2 separate regions of the Homo sapiens genome follow, and region 2 is linked to region 1. The links are chromatin contacts, found by Hi-C or POLR2A ChIA-PET in ENCODE. All regions are on one chromosome and are shown on one strand. Each heading gives the region's core, a stretch centred on a gene start or an enhancer-like site at or near the end of the contact. The rest is flanking DNA. Distances are from core to core; before and after follow the strand shown.

Evidence for each region. A loop is a pair of places that touch in the nucleus more often than their neighbours do. ChIA-PET counts read pairs that join two places held with the same protein, here RNA polymerase II (POLR2A). Pooled maps may share reads with other maps.
Region 2: a loop to region 1 is called in a map of posterior cingulate gyrus, with 2.6 times the contacts of the local background. The contact joins two enhancer-like sites. A Hi-C loop is called at or near these places in 18 of 168 maps with a recorded cell type or tissue (B cell, GM12878, MCF 10A and 11 more), 12 of 37 single-sample maps with no recorded cell type and 22 of 50 pooled maps. POLR2A ChIA-PET finds 5 or more read pairs at or near these places in 6 of 52 experiments (AG04449, Caco-2, GM12878 and 3 more).

What each region holds. Positions count from the first base shown.
Region 1 is chr20:19,781,292-19,788,857 of GRCh38, reverse strand. All of the region lies in intron 1 of RIN2 (Ras and Rab interactor 2), which reads right to left. Among named protein-coding and RNA genes, the nearest start is that of RIN2, 27 kb to the right of the region's middle. Within about 2 kb of position 4,762, at least 26 of the 41 ENCODE cell types and tissues checked have a DNase peak (open chromatin) inside an H3K27ac peak, as active enhancers do; they include dorsolateral prefrontal cortex, heart left ventricle and heart right ventricle, where a contact is called at or near this core.
Region 2 is chr20:19,832,076-19,839,641 of GRCh38, reverse strand. All of the region lies in intron 2 of RIN2 (Ras and Rab interactor 2), which reads right to left. Among named protein-coding and RNA genes, the nearest start is that of RIN2, 78 kb to the right of the region's middle. RefSeq lists an enhancer at 762-1,263. Within about 2 kb of position 3,646, at least 5 of the 41 ENCODE cell types and tissues checked have a DNase peak (open chromatin) inside an H3K27ac peak, as active enhancers do; they include dorsolateral prefrontal cortex, heart left ventricle and heart right ventricle, where a contact is called at or near this core.

The sequences.
Region 1 (7,566 bases), core at 3,513-6,012:
GAGTCCGTAGATCACTTTGGGGATAAATGACATCTTTAAAATATCTCAATCCATGAACATGGTATGTCCTTCTATCTATTTAGGTCTTCTTTAATTTCTCTCAATGTTTTGTAGTTTTAGTGTGGTGTTCTTGCATATCTATTGTTAAGGTTTTTTTTGTATGGTACTGTAGATCACATTTTCTATTTAATTTTCTACTTGTTACTAGTATATTAACTCCTGAGTAATGGCAATTTTAATTTTTTTTTTTTTTTTCGAGACAAAGTCTTGCTTTGTTGCCCAGGCTGGAGTGCAGTGGTGCCATCCCAGCCCACTGCAACCTCTGTCTACTGGGATCAGGTGATTCTCCTGCCTCAGCCTTCCAAGTAACTGGGATTACAGGTGCCTGCCACCATGCCTAGCTAGTTGTTTTTTTTTTTTTTTTTGGCAGAGACAGGATTTCGCCATGTTGGCCAGGCTAGTCTTGAACTCCTGACTTTAAGTGATCTGCCTGCCTCAGCCCCCCAAAGTGCTGGGATTACAGGCATGAGGCAATGCACCTGGCCAATTCTTATTTTCTAATTTTAATAACATTTCTTTCTTTTTCTTGCCTTAGTGTCCTGGTAAGACTACCAGTATATTGTTGAATACAGATGACAGAGTGATAGATGCTATAAGGTGACAGTGAATAAGAGTGATAGGGCACGCTTGTGTTATTCCATACATCAGAGTGAAAGCATTAAGTATTTCACCATTCAACATGGCTTGCACATACCCTTTGTCAGATTCAAGTGGTTACCTTTCCATGGTAGTTTGCTGAGATCGCACTAAGTATTTTTAATCTAAATGTTAAATTCTACAATAAAAACACAATAACTTATTTGGAAATACAAGTTAGGGAGGGGTGTAGTACTTTACATTACTGATAGAGGAAGTCTTCCTCTATTTGGAAAAGACCATCACCTGGGATAGATGGAGTAGATCTGAGATTGTCTTGTGTAATGCATAGGGTAGTAACATGGTTGCCAGTAAGCACATGCTTGAGTCAAGCAGTTTAATACCTGAACTGTCTATCCTCCCCTTACTAGATCTATGTCTCTGGACCTGGAGCTTAAAATACAAAATCCAGAAAGCATAACATAATGATAGCACTAGCTACCACTTATTGAGCACTCAGTATATGCTTGACATTGTATTAAGCCATTTATGTCTATTATTTCATCCAATCCTTGCCATAACCTTCATAACAACAGATGAGGCAACAAAGGCATGAGAGATAAATTTACTTGCCTGTGGTCACACAGCCAGTAAGTGAGGGAGCCAGGATTCAAACCATCTGACTCCATGACATTAATCACTACACTTTTGCCATCAGGAATAAAATCTTCTCCCTCTAGCCCCGCATTTGAGGTCATTTCTCTCTCTCTCTCTCTTTTTTTTTTTTTTTTTTTTTTTTAAGATGGAGTCTTGCTCTGTCGCCCAGGCAGGAGTGCACTGGTGCGATCTCAGCTCACTGCAACCTCTGCCTCCTGGGTTCAAGCAATTCTCCTGCCTCAGCTTCCCAAGTAGCTAGGATTACAGCTGCACGCCACCATGCCCAGCTAATTTTTGTATTTTTTTAGTAGAGATGGAGTGTCACCATGTTGGCCAGGCTGGTCTCGAACTCCTGACCTTGTGATCTGCCTGCCTCGGCCTCCCAAAGTGCTGGGATTACAGGTATGAGCCACTGTGCCCAGACAGTCATTTGTCTTTATTATGGCCTAGAATGTTAAATATGTTTGCTCACCATAGAATTAACTTGAGAGCTACCCAATGTTGGGTTTCATTAGAAATCCTTGAGACCAGCAGCCACATTTTTAGTCCCTATGTCCTTTTAGCTTTATCCCATCCAGAAACAAAATAAATAGCTCTCCAGTAACCTATCCTATCATTTACTTTCACCAAAAGCAATAGATACATAAAGCTTTGCAAGTACAAAAACAGAAAATCACTGGAAAATAACTCAATTCTTTTCCACTGGAAAGGTTAGCATGTAAGCTAAATCTAGAGAGGAATATAATTCTTCCCCAAAGAGACATGTTCTGTCCTATCAACTTCCGCTATAAAAATTATCCAAAACAGCACTACCGCAAAAGGTATTAGGCATAGTCACTACACTTTCCCTAGAAATGATGGCTTCATGCATCTTCACGCTTCATGCATCCTCATTATCTATTGCTATATAACTAGTCACCGCAAGACTCAGTGGCTTAAAACAATAATCATTTTATTATTGCCATGGTTTCTGAGTGTCTGGAATTCAGGAAGGGCTTGGCTGGGTTGTTCTGGCTCAGAGTCTCAAATGTGGTTGCAGCCAGATGGTAACTGGAACTGGAACAAAAGGCAGAGTGTGTGGGGGTGGGGAACGGGAAGGTATGGCTGGAACAGCTGGAGACTGCTACGGTATCTCTCTCTTTCTTCATGTAGCTTCAGGGCTTTGTCATGTGATCTGTTTGCCCGGGGCTAGTTTGGGTTTCCTCATAGCATGGTAGCCTCAGAACAGTCTAACTGCTTGCATGGCAGCTCAGCACTCCAGCAAGAATGTACCAGACAGCAAGGTGGAAATTGCACTATCTTTTTCTTTCCAAATTATCCTCAGAAGTAATGCAGTATTATTTCTGCTGCATTCTATTGGGTACAAGTGAGACACAAACCCACTCAGACTCAAGAGACAGGCATTCAACTTTACCTCTTGATAAGGAGGTGCCTAGGAGAAGGTGTGGGATGGGTGATGACATTGTGGCTATGTTTAGAAAAATACAATCTGTCCCACAGACTGAAGTTAGCAATGCACTGGAAATCTCACAGAGGGGGAAGCCATTCCCATTCTCATTTTTCACATGTATAAACCAAGGCGAAGCATTTCTAAGCTGCTTGTGGTCACACAGAGGCAGGGAAGAAACTATCACATGTGTTACTTTGACATATATACAACTTTAATGATGAATATAATGTATGAAAATTACTTTTTAAAGTATAAAATACGGCATCATTTATGGTAGTCATTCATTACAATTTGAAAACATCTCTGAAAAGTTTATCTCTGAAAGTTTGACATATTACCAAGGAGAATGAAGCTCTCCTTGGAAAGTTTAATCCACTCAACTTGATCTTCCCTGGGAAAGTATTTGGGTATTTCCTAGTCTCATATAATAGAGAACTTGGCAAGTAAAAATGATAGCCAACATTGGCCTTGCACAATGTTCCCCACTGAAATAGCCAGTACGCTTATGGATAAGAAATGCTTGCCTTGGGCTGGGGTTTAGAAAACATAGGCCTGTGGATGGGAAAAGGCAACAGTTCTTGTCCATCTACTGTCCACTGAAAGGATGTCCTGCCTGGCAGCACAAAAGCATCTGCAAACTGAATTTCCCCATTTCCTCTCCGGAGTTCAGTCAACTCTCATTTCACTTCATCCTGGGTTTTGCCCATTTTAGTTCTGATTTTTTTATTAAAGGTTGGGTTTTTTAGCATATGAAAGTTCTTATGTTAGGACATTTAATTAGTGGTGGAATGTCATTAGTTTTCTTTTGCTCTGGTGTGTGTGTGTGTGTGTGTGTGTGTATGTAGAGGGGTGAGAACATTGACTAGCTGAAATGCTTAGATTCACAAACTCGTTTCTTCTGATTGCAGCTTTGCTTGCACGTTGTCTGCCACTTTCTGCTCCTTTTGTCATCTATTTTCTTTACTGGATCGTGAGTGAGAGTTGATGTAGGCAGGGGACAGCGTGTGGGTGGTTAGCCAGGTTTCTTGATTCAGATGCGCCCTCTACCGTTGATAGAGTGAAGTGTAATTTCTTTATTGTGCTTACTCTGGAAGAGGGGAAGCATGTCTGATTTTGCGGTTTTCTTTGATCTCTGAAGGACCCTTTATTTTATTCTTTTTGCCTTCTTTCTGGATATCACCAAGTCTCCAAGGGGCAGTGCCCTTCCTAGTTTCCCTCCTCTCTCCCAGTAACCTCGCCTTTCCTACGGCTGTAGCCTCCAGTCTCACACTGTCTGGTATTCCCACTCAGGATGGGGCCTGTCCTTCCAGGGGTAATGTGATCTGGGCTGCATCACCCCGGGCTATGCACACTCCTGCCCTTCTCCACTTGTCCTCTGTGGTCCCCGCCCAATGCTCTAGACAGGGGCGGGCTCCGGAGCCTGCCTGGCTGGACCTGGATACTTCTCTCACTACTTACAGGAAATTTGAAGTCTGTAGAATTTTGTCTCTTAGTAATCCTGAGGGCTTGTGTAAACAATGGTTTTATTTGCTCTATTTGTTGATTTGGGTAAATTTTTTTAAGTTATGGTAAGAGATTTGGATGCAGGCAACCACCATTATTCTACTGAAATTCAGAGTTCCCTATGTGTTTAAATAATAATGCCATTTACTGTGCTAAAACATCCATTTACCCAAATCTATTTGCTCTTCACAATACAAGCATTTCTTAGTGCAACAGTATATATAGCTTTTTAAACAAGGAACCCTTTGTAATAACTAAATGCATACACACACACATACACACACACACACATAATTGTTTAAATTCCTTTCTGACCACTATAGCATACTTGAAGCTACAATTCTTAGATATCATCAGCCATCACCAAAACAAGCAAACTTCCTACATCAACTGCATCAGCAAAGGGCACAGCACCCTTGATAGCATCTGCTGTCCTGAATAAAACTACAGGTTGCAGGAGTTGCTGGCAAAGCCGCATGTGATTTTCCAGTTGCCTTGGGGTAGCAGGCAATTGGCCAATTTCAAGCAGCGCCATCCGGTGCCACGTGCCAGCCCTGCTCTGACACACTGTGTCCGTCAGTGTCTCACTGTGCTAACCTGGCCTCGGCCCTGGAGTAGACACTGCAGGTGCTGCTCGTGTCCCCTCTTCCACGACAGCCTGCTGGACTCCACACAGCCAGCATCCCCGTCTCCTTGCCTGAGGGTTCCTCTGGCTCTTGGAATGAGCTTTTCCCAGGGAGAGGCCTGAAATGCTGGGAATCAGTTCCCAGACCCCAGTAGCCCTCAATCTACAACTGATGAGAGCGAGTGTGAACACCTGCCCTGCACCTCCCACACCTCCACCCCTCGTGGGATAGTCAGCTTCCCGGCAGGGGTAAGCTCTAGCTGTCCATGGGGTAAATTATTGATAATACACTCCATATTGTTGCCTCCCTCCCTTGCCTCACCTCCCCACTTTCCTAGGGGTTTCCTGGGACCGCCTTCCCCATCAACTACTTGCATTCTAATCAAATCCTTGTTCAGAGCCGGCTTCGGGAGGAATTCAGATCCAGACAGCTCCCCAGCTCAGGGCCTCACCTCCAGCCACCCAGAGCCTTTGCCTGGACAGGAATCACCCAGGTCAGAGACAGCCCCAGCTGGGTCCCCATCCAAACAGGGCAGGAATGAGAGGGGACGCCCAAAAACCTGGGGGTCTAGGGAAGCTCAGGAGAAGGCCCTGATGAGAGTTTGCAGAGAACCCTGGTGTGGCATGGCTGAGACTCAAAGGGGCAGTGATGGGGAAGGCCATCTACAGTCCATGACAAAGGCCTGTGCACACAGTAACTTCTCTGCTGATGTTTGTGGGATTAATAAATGAGCAGGAATTTAGTTTGAGAAAACCGTATGAATATAAACCCTGTTAAACACAGAAAGTTTTTCCAGTTACAACTCTAATATAACAAATATTTGTTGTGTTATGATCTGATACAGCAACACACTACCACCAGGATGAGCGAGAGCTGGGATTTATAGACTCCCACCCACCACCAACGTGGGGCACTCAAGAGAACCCACCACTGACCATAGGCGGCCGCTGCTTTGAATTCCTGGGTGGGGTCACATATTAAGAGAGATGGAAATGGTTTAAGCTTGTCTTCAGACACTCACTGTCCAAAGCTGCTAGGCATTCTAGGCTCCTCCTGTTGCAGGCCTGAGCTGGACAGCCAGCATACAGGTAGGCAGGGGATGCAGTCAAACCGTCAAACACCTGTTGAATGGCCATGAAGTCAATACATCTCTGTACCAGGTAGGAAATACCTTAATAATTAAGACAAGGGACAGATCAACTTGAGTGATGCTTTAGAAGAGGCCAGACTAGCACATGAAGCTGATGAGTTTGGTTCATGCCAAGTAGGAGGAAGGGAGGCATTTAGAACACAAGAGAAGATGCACATTTACAGGTAGAATCAGGCTTTTTCCAATTCTTGGGGACATCAGTTAATTAAATCAGCCGTTATTTTTAAACTTTGTTATTCAATAATAACATTTTAATAGTTATCTTTTTTTTTTTTTTTTTAAGACAGAGTCTCGCTCTGTCGCCCAGGCTGGAGTCCATCTCAACTCACTGCAAGCTCCACCTCCCAGGTTCAAGTGATTCTTGTGCCTCAGCCACCCAAGTAGCTGGGACTACAGGCGTGCATCACCACGCCTGGATAATTTTTGTAATTTTAGTAGAAGCGGGGTTTCACCATGTTGGCCAGGCTAATCTCAAACTCCTGGCCTCATGTGATCCACCCACCTCAGCCTCCCAAAGTGCCGGGATTACAGGCGTGAGCCACCACGGCTGGCTAACATTTTAAAATACGTATCTCATGCCTGACATTGGCTTAGGTGCTACGCATATGGCAAGGAACATATAGGCTTGATCTGGACCTTTCCTTCAAGAGTTTTAGTGGGAAAGACAGACCAATCTAGTGTGGTCAATCCATTGGATATTTCATGAATAATTCTCCATTCATCTTTGTCTGATACGGGCCTGTGGACCCTGGTCATGTGCAAGCCCAGATAAGGAAGGGTTAACTGTCTTGTCATTAACACCTCAAACAATAAAACAGATTTTTCAATTAGCGCTTAACTTAAAATGTAAAGCCAAATTACACTACCTTAGTAACCTACCATGGGAAATGGAACCATTCTTTGACGATGCATGGTCATCAATAACCTTCAGTACATATGTTTTAGGTTTCGTATTCCTAGCTGTAGGGGGCACAGTAATTGCAAGCACTGGGTTAATGAAGATTGGCCACAGATGGATACCTGGAAATACTTTTCTTGAAAAAAAAAAAAAAAGTGTATAATCTTCCTTCATAGCTCTTTGCCTCACTCATAAAAAGCTTGCTAAATAGGCCTTGCGCTGTGGCTCAGGCCTTCAATCTCACCACTTTGGGAAGCCAAGGCAGGTGGATCACTTGAGGTCCAGAGTTTGAGACCAGCCTGGCCAACATGGTGAAACCCCGTCTCTACTAAAAATATAAAAATTAGCCAGCTGTGGTGGTGGGTGCCTGTAATCCCAGCTATTTCAGAGGCTGAGGCAGGAGAATCACTTGAACCCAGAAGACGGGGGTTGCAGTGAGCAGAGAAATCGTGTCACTTGGTAAAGGGTACGCAGATGTCAGATTTCCTGAATGATGCAACACTCATGCTTTTCTAAACAGATCCCCAAAGCCAGGATACAAGGAGATTTCCTAACCTCCAGAAAGTCACCTATTGCAAAGTCATTATCGATGTTCTCTTTCTTGGCAATAATAAGCGAATTCTACACACTCCTTACAACATGTAGT
Region 2 (7,566 bases), core at 2,397-4,896, 52 kb before region 1:
AGATCCTCCAGGGGGAGGTGGTAGAGAGAAGGAAGGAAAGGATCTTCTCTAGCCAAGCAATTCTCTTAAGACAGAACAGACTCTGAGTGGGTAAATAGCCCCTGGTAGAGAAAAGCATTAAGCCAGGGACCCAGAGACATGGTGAACTCCATCACTTAGGTGGTTTTGTGACTTTGGCTGGGTTATGGAACCTCATCGAGTTTCCATGTCTTCATCTGCAAAATGTGGGCAGCAGGTCCTGCTCAGTCGCCACACTGTGGCTGGTATGATACGGCGGATCTAGCCCATGAAAGCTGTAGGCAGGTTCCAGGGCATGCCCAAGGGCAAGTTATTCTCACTGCCATGAGGAGGGAGGTCCCATCCTGGCCTTTATTCATTTTCCTTCTCAAGTATTTATGCAATTGCGTACCAACAAAAGGGACTTTGTGCACAGTAGCTTTTCTCACCGGTTTTGTTCCTCCCTTAGAAACCACATGGTTGTCAGGCAAAGGTTAAAGCTGACAGGGGGATCGTAACAGATGCCAGGGAACATCCATGAGGCGCTGAGCACTGGGGCTGCGCAGACTCTGATTTGTGCTCCTCCCACTGCAGAAACAATCTCACCCAACAGTCCTGCTGGAATCCTGTTCCCAATCATCAGGTTGGTCCACTCATGGATGGATTTAAAATGATCCTAGAGGCCTCCCGGGCCATCCAGGCTGACAAGCTGGTGTTGTCAGGCCACTGGGTGGAGGTTTGGGGGCTGGAGAGGAGGCTCGGGTGAAGTCTCGGGGACCCCAGTGTGTGGGGAGGCGGTGGTACCCTCAGCACCAGCCCTGCACCCAGAGTTACTTCCCACACTAGAGAAATAGACGCCGGAGTGCAGGTGTGCAGAGACTTGCCAAGCTATCCAAACAGTGCCAAACCTGTCTGCAAAAGACTCATCCAGGCCATTGGTTTAGATTTCACCACAGTTGGGAGTATGATTTCCTGTAGCCATGCGGGAAAGAGACCTGACTGGAAGCAGCCAGCTCCAGCCCCCAGCATGAATCCCAGTGATAAAGGGAGTGGCTACAGCCACACACGATCCTCCCAGGGTCACACAGCATTATTCATAATAGCCAAAAAGTGGACCCAATCCAAATGTCTATAAATTAATGAATGGACAAACAGAATAGGGTATGTCCATACAATGAAATATATATGTAGTTATAAAAAGGACTGAATTACTGATATGGGTTACAACATGGATGAACCTTGAATATGTATGAACCTTATAGTACGTAGATCATACTTTAATTTTTAGAAAGTACAAAAAGTAACAGTCTTATTAAAATTAACATCACTCTTAAACTTGATTGGGTAAATTAATTAATTAACCAGGCCATATCTCTCTTCCTCAAGACACAAAACAAATGCAAGCTTAGTTCACAATATCCTATGCAATGTAGTATGACTGATCTTAGACTTACTTATTGCAGAATCTGTTTAAAAAGAAGTCAGAATGTAACTAGCAAAAGTTACTTCATGTTAAAAGAAGATGGAAATAGCCTTCCAATGAGAGAAGATATGTTTTTGTTTTTTAACTAAAATCTGAGGATAATTTTTTAATTAAAAAACCCTCTGATTTTTGTGAAGTGACTGTTTTAGCCAGCTGAATAAATTACTTTCTTTTTCTTGTCCCCTCCACTCAAAATATGTTTCAGATATATTATAGTTAAGTCAATAAATAGTGAAACCAGATGAAAATATAGGCGTATGTCTGTCTTATCTCTGGATTGAGAAGATAATTCTCAACATTCACTCCCACAAGAAAGGAAAGGAAAGGAGACAGGGGAGGGGAAGAAAGAAAGGAAAGAAGGATGGAGAAAGAAAAAGAGAGGGAAAGGAAGAAAGGAAAGAAAAAAGAAAGAGAAAAAAGAAAGAATCAAGGAGAAAAAGGTTGACAAATTTAATTATATTAAAAATAGTTATCTGTATATCAGCATATATAATAAACAATTAAAAAGCAAAGCAAAAGCTTGGCTTATCATTTGCTAAGAATTTATAAAAGATAATATACTTAACTTATAATGAATTTAAATACAGCAATAAAAACTCTAGTATCCCAATGGTGAAATTAGAAATTTTGAATAGAAAAAACACAGGATAGAAAAGACATGTGATTAATTTGAAAATGTTGAAACTTCCTAGTAACAAAAACGCAAATTAAACTGACAACAAGAGACTATTTCTCATTTGTGAAATTAGTGAAGATTAAGAAAGAGATAATGCTTCCCTGTGGATTTCTCAGAGCCTTTATTTTCCCTGGAGGTATTTTAATTTTCTTTGAATAGTTCATGTGTATTGAGTTAATTCTCAAGTATATTATTTCCTTTTTGCTGCTATTACATGAACAGATTCTGGGCTCACACTGAGCTGGGTTAAAACCCAAGCTGTGTAATTCACTCTGTGTGTGTGTGTGTGTGTGTGTGTGTGTGTGTGTGTGTGTGTTGGGGGGGGCGGTGTGTGATGTTCAGTGTTACTTAATCTCTCTGAGGCTTAGTTTCCACACATATCTGCAAAATGGGGATCATTACAGTACCCATCTTACAGCAGTGTTGTATGGAAATTATATAGATAAAGCTTTAGGGGAGGTGTCTGCACATGATATACAATAAATGGTAGTTAATACAATGGCGCAGTGGCCAGGATGAGGCTCTTTCAATATCTTCCCATTCCTCTAAAATTAATACTTGTCACTAAGACTCTGATGCATTTTTGTTGCTTTTTATAATAATGTGATTATATACCTTGAATTTGGCAAAAATCAACAAAAATTTATTTAAGAAAATAGTTAAGTTCAGCAAGATTATAGGATGTTACCTATAAACGTAAAAATCAACAGCATTATTTAATGTTAGTAATGGAACAGAAACTCATTATCTTCCTCTATCATAACAGCTACAAAAATTAAATAGATGAGAATTACATAATTCAATAAACATAAGAGCCGTTCAAAATTATATAACCCTAATAGGAGAAATGAAGAAAGATTTAGATAAATGGAGAGAGAGAGAGAGAGAGCTCATGGTCTCCTAATTGGTAGATTAGAAATTCTATCCATGAAAATATTCTTTAATTTACTATCAATATTTAATGTAATTCCAATTAAAGTAGGGACATAACTGTGAGGAATTAAGTTAGATCTAATTAGTCCAATTTTTCTGAAGAAGGAGCCAGTGATCTGTAATGAGAATTACAAATCTTTTCATGCTCTAATATTTAAGTTACTAATGTGGAAATTGAGGATTAATCCTTTAATTTAGTTTTGGTGCGATGGCGTCATGAGGAACTAGTCACTTATGAATTCACTCAAATTTTAGTTAATTGAAACAAGAATTTACCTGGAAGAAATGGGGATCTCTTATGTTCAGTGTTATAATCGCTGGAGCACTCAGTGCATTAATTCTGTAACCCATTTTGCCTAGTGGTCTGCAGTCGACATGGATTGTGCAGCATCTGATGTCACCAGATGATACCAGTCGTGGGAACAAAAGTGGCTGAGCTCAGACCACTGCTCTGTCCCTAAGTGCTTGGTGCAGAGCTCAACTCTCCCTCTGGGATGCAGAACAGGGCGACTTATCTGGTAGCCCGGAATACCAGATGGCCTGGCCATGCCCCAAAGGAACAAAGGCAGCCAGTCCCGGTCCTAGCACAGTGCCCAGAGCTCAGAGGAATGTGTGACAGGCAAGGACCCTGGATTCCCTCATCGACTGTCATCCTTAGAGGAGCAAGATGCACTCTCTCCTTCTGGCCAGGAACCTTTCCTTCTGTAGCTTTTCTGCAATTAAACAAGTTCATGGAGAGGAGAGATTTTCCTACTCAGCCTGGTTCACTAAACGGAGTGCTTGAAAAAAGCTTGAAAAAATTTAAATAATTCTGAGCATCCACTCAACTTCCCATTCATATTTGCTGTTACTTAAGCAAAGCAATGCAGGCCCGAATTTCAGGGAAGACGGCTTTTGAGATAAACTGACTTCTTTCTGTTAACTAAATATTTCCTTACCATTTGCCTTCAGGTACTGATTTATTTACCTTAGAGTATAGCTTTTTAAATGCTGATCTTTTAATTGCCTCATGTAAATGATGTGAAATTCGGTTTACTCCTTTTATAACTCAGTAGACTTTATTTATGTCCTTTTTTATCTGATCTCGTTTAAAGTAATATAATGATTGTTATTGAAGACTTTAAAATATTCTGCCCTCAAAAAATTTTAATGAAGTTGAAGGCAAAAACATTTACACATGAGCACTTCAAACAATAAAGAAGATTTATATACATTCCACACACATACCTATAGATACACACATTCACCACCACCACACACCCACATATGTATATGTATATAAACAAAACAATGTGCTATAATTTACACAATTACTAGTGCAGACATGAAGAAAATGATAGATGCAATGTGGGAGTTAGTCTAGGAAATCCCTCCCTTCCTTCTTCCCTTCATTCCTTCCTTCCTTCCTCCCTCCCTTCCTTCCTTTCTTCCTTCCTCCCTCTTTCTTTCTTTCTTCTTTCTTTTTCTCTTTCTTTCTCTTTCTCTTTTTCTCTTTCTTTCTGTCTTTTTCTTTCTCTTTCTCTTTTTTCTCTCTCTCTTTTTCTTTCTCTCTCTCTCTTTCTCTCTTTCCTTCCTTTCTTTCTTTCTCTCTCTCTCTCTCTCTCTTTTCTTCACAGGGTCCTGCTCTGTTGCCCTGGCTGGAGCGCAGTGGCTTGCTCTTGGCTTATTGCAGCCTTGACCTCCTGGATTCTCTTGCCTCAGTCTCTCAAAGTGCTGGGATTGCAGGTGTGAGCCACTGTGCCTGGCCTAGAGTCAAGTTTTAAAGAGAATGATGAACATTATTTATTATACAACTTAAAAGACAGAAGATTGGGATGTCAGGTCTACATGTTACCACAAAAGATAAGAATAATACAAAAACAAAAGAAAAAACTAAAAAGACCGAAGATCATTCTATTTTCCTAGTTTGCATATTTATGAAATCTGAAGACTAAATACAGCCAACAGGGCCAGCCATGAGGTGCCTCCCTTCACACCAGTATTCTTGATTTGCTCCTCCACTTTTAAGGGGGTGGGAGGGCAGGAGGAGGAGCCTGTCAGGGAACCAGAGCGTCGCACTGGGTGGGAGGTTGCAGCTGTGGGGCTGAATGCTGCTGCTTACTAGCTGTGCGATTTGGGTTAGGCCATTTGTCCTTCCTGTGCTTAGCAGGGTACCTGGCACCAAGCAAGTGCCCCATAAACATGGGCTATCCCTTCTCCCTGCTATTGTCACCCATAGGCAGCTTCCACTTTGGCAAAAATGGGTCCCAGTTGCATCTTCCCACTTAAGCAAAAAGCTGAATGAGGGGATGTGAATTTGCTCGTAGGTAATCTGCTGCTCATGCCAGTGGTTTATTTCATGTTCTTTATAGGTGGAATATTTAGGGAGCTGCCTATGGGCTGATCCATTAACTAGGCTCTGACAGTCTGTACTAAGGAGATTAGCAGGAGTCACTAAATGATCCATAACCATTACACACACTAGGGGAAAACCTTGCACCCAGCACAAGGTCCCTCCACATTTCATGTGATGCTTAGTTGTGGGTTACCAGGCCACTGGGGGTCTCACTCACAGGGGATCCTTGTGCAGGCGATGTGGTGGAGGAAAGCTCTCAGGAGAAGGGGACGGGGACAAGCAGGAGGGGGCAGGGGAATGGGACCTCAGCAGGATGCCAACCTCAGCCTAAGCCTGCAGGGAGCTCTGGGGTTTGAACACAGATTTGGTCCTGCACTGGGGCGAGGGGACTGCACTTTTGCACCCCTGTGCTAGTCAGCCACGGGCTGTGGGCTGCCTTGCATCTCATAGGGGAGAATCTCCTGGGGAGGGAGGCCAGTTAGCAGCCACCACTCCTAACACGGTGGGGCACCAGCCCAGGCTTGAAGATCTGGTGGGGCCCCAAGCGCACTGCTACACTCACTACTCATATAGAGATACCTTCTGTTCTCTTCCTTGTGCATGTAAGACCATAAAACCAAGTAATTGAGAGCAAAATATTCTTGGCATTCTTGCTATTTTAAGAGCTCAACACGTTGTAAACAGTAACTCAGAAAAGCTGAACACCAAGGGACATTTGTACTTAACTGGCTTTTAAAAAATATAGGTTTTATGTGGACACGGGAAGGGGAACAACACATACCGGGTCCTGTTGGGGAGTCGGGAGTGAGGGGAGGAAACATAAAGGATGAGTCAATACGTTCAGCAAACCACCATGGCACACGTATACCTACGTAACAAACCTGCATGTTCTGCACGTGCATCCTGGAACTTAAAGTTAAAATATATATATATAACCTATATCTATCTATCTATATATAGATATAGGTTTTATTATGATTTTGTTTTGGCAAGACCAGCATATCAGGAGATGACTATCATTGAAAAGACGGTTTGTTACTCACAGATCCCAAGAGGAGGGCTTGCCACGTTGTCAGGGGCCACACAGGGAAGCACCAAGGTCTGTTAGAGGCAGAAGGTGAGGGGAAAACTGTGGGCGGGAGCTTTCACTGTGGTTTCCGTGGGGAGGAACATGTAGGGCAGGGTAATCCGGCTTAGGAGTGGGTGGTTTGAATAATTTCATTAGGCTCTGGAGCATAGGGGCTGCTGTGGTTTGAATGTCTGTGCCTCCTTCAAAATTCATGTTAAAACTTAATCCTCAGTGCAACAGTGTTAAGAGGTGGGGCCCTTAGGAGGGGAGAAGGCCATGAGGGACCTGCCCTTATGAATAGATTAGGGTCTTACCAAAGGGCTTGAGGAGGTGAGTTGGCCCTTTCTGTCCCTTCTGCTGCATGAGGACAGAGCATTCGTCCCCTCCAGAAGATGCAGCAACACCTGGAAGCAGAGAGCAGCCCTCACCAGACACTGAACCTGCTGGTGTCTTCTTCTTGGACTTCCTAGACTCCAGAACTGTTAAGAATAAATGCCTATTGTTTCTAAGTTACCCAGTCTGGGGCACTGAGGGACTAAGGAAGGGGCTGTCCCTGGTTGTCTGGTACCTGGCCCCGGGGTGATCAGGGCTGGTGGGTCATGGCCCGGAGGGTGGGAGCACATGAAAGAGGTGGCTGGGATGTGGGCTACAGAGTGGTTGGTTTGCCTTTGAAAGGCGTGCTTGAGGGTGAGTCTTTTTTACTATTTCCAAAAATTAGCCCTGGGAGGGACAGTGGGGAGCAAGAGGGAGGCAGTCTAGGGAGGTGGGGAGAGCCATCGGGATGCCACACAGGTCTTGTCTCTGTAAAGGAGAGTGGGGAGGAAGGAAGGTTGGGGACAGCATCCTAGATCACCATGCTGGCTTAGAAAGGTTGGCAAGGCCATCTGGGAGTCACAGAGCCAGCGATGACTATCAGAGGCCGCCTGCGTCCTTGGGAATGTGCTTGCCTTAGTATCCCCACTGGGCTCAGCCACTGGCTTAGAAATTTAGTGATGGATTAGAGAGCACAGCAGGTGGTGCCCTCGGCCAGTCACGTCCCCTTTAGTTGCAAATCTGCAGATACATTCTCACCA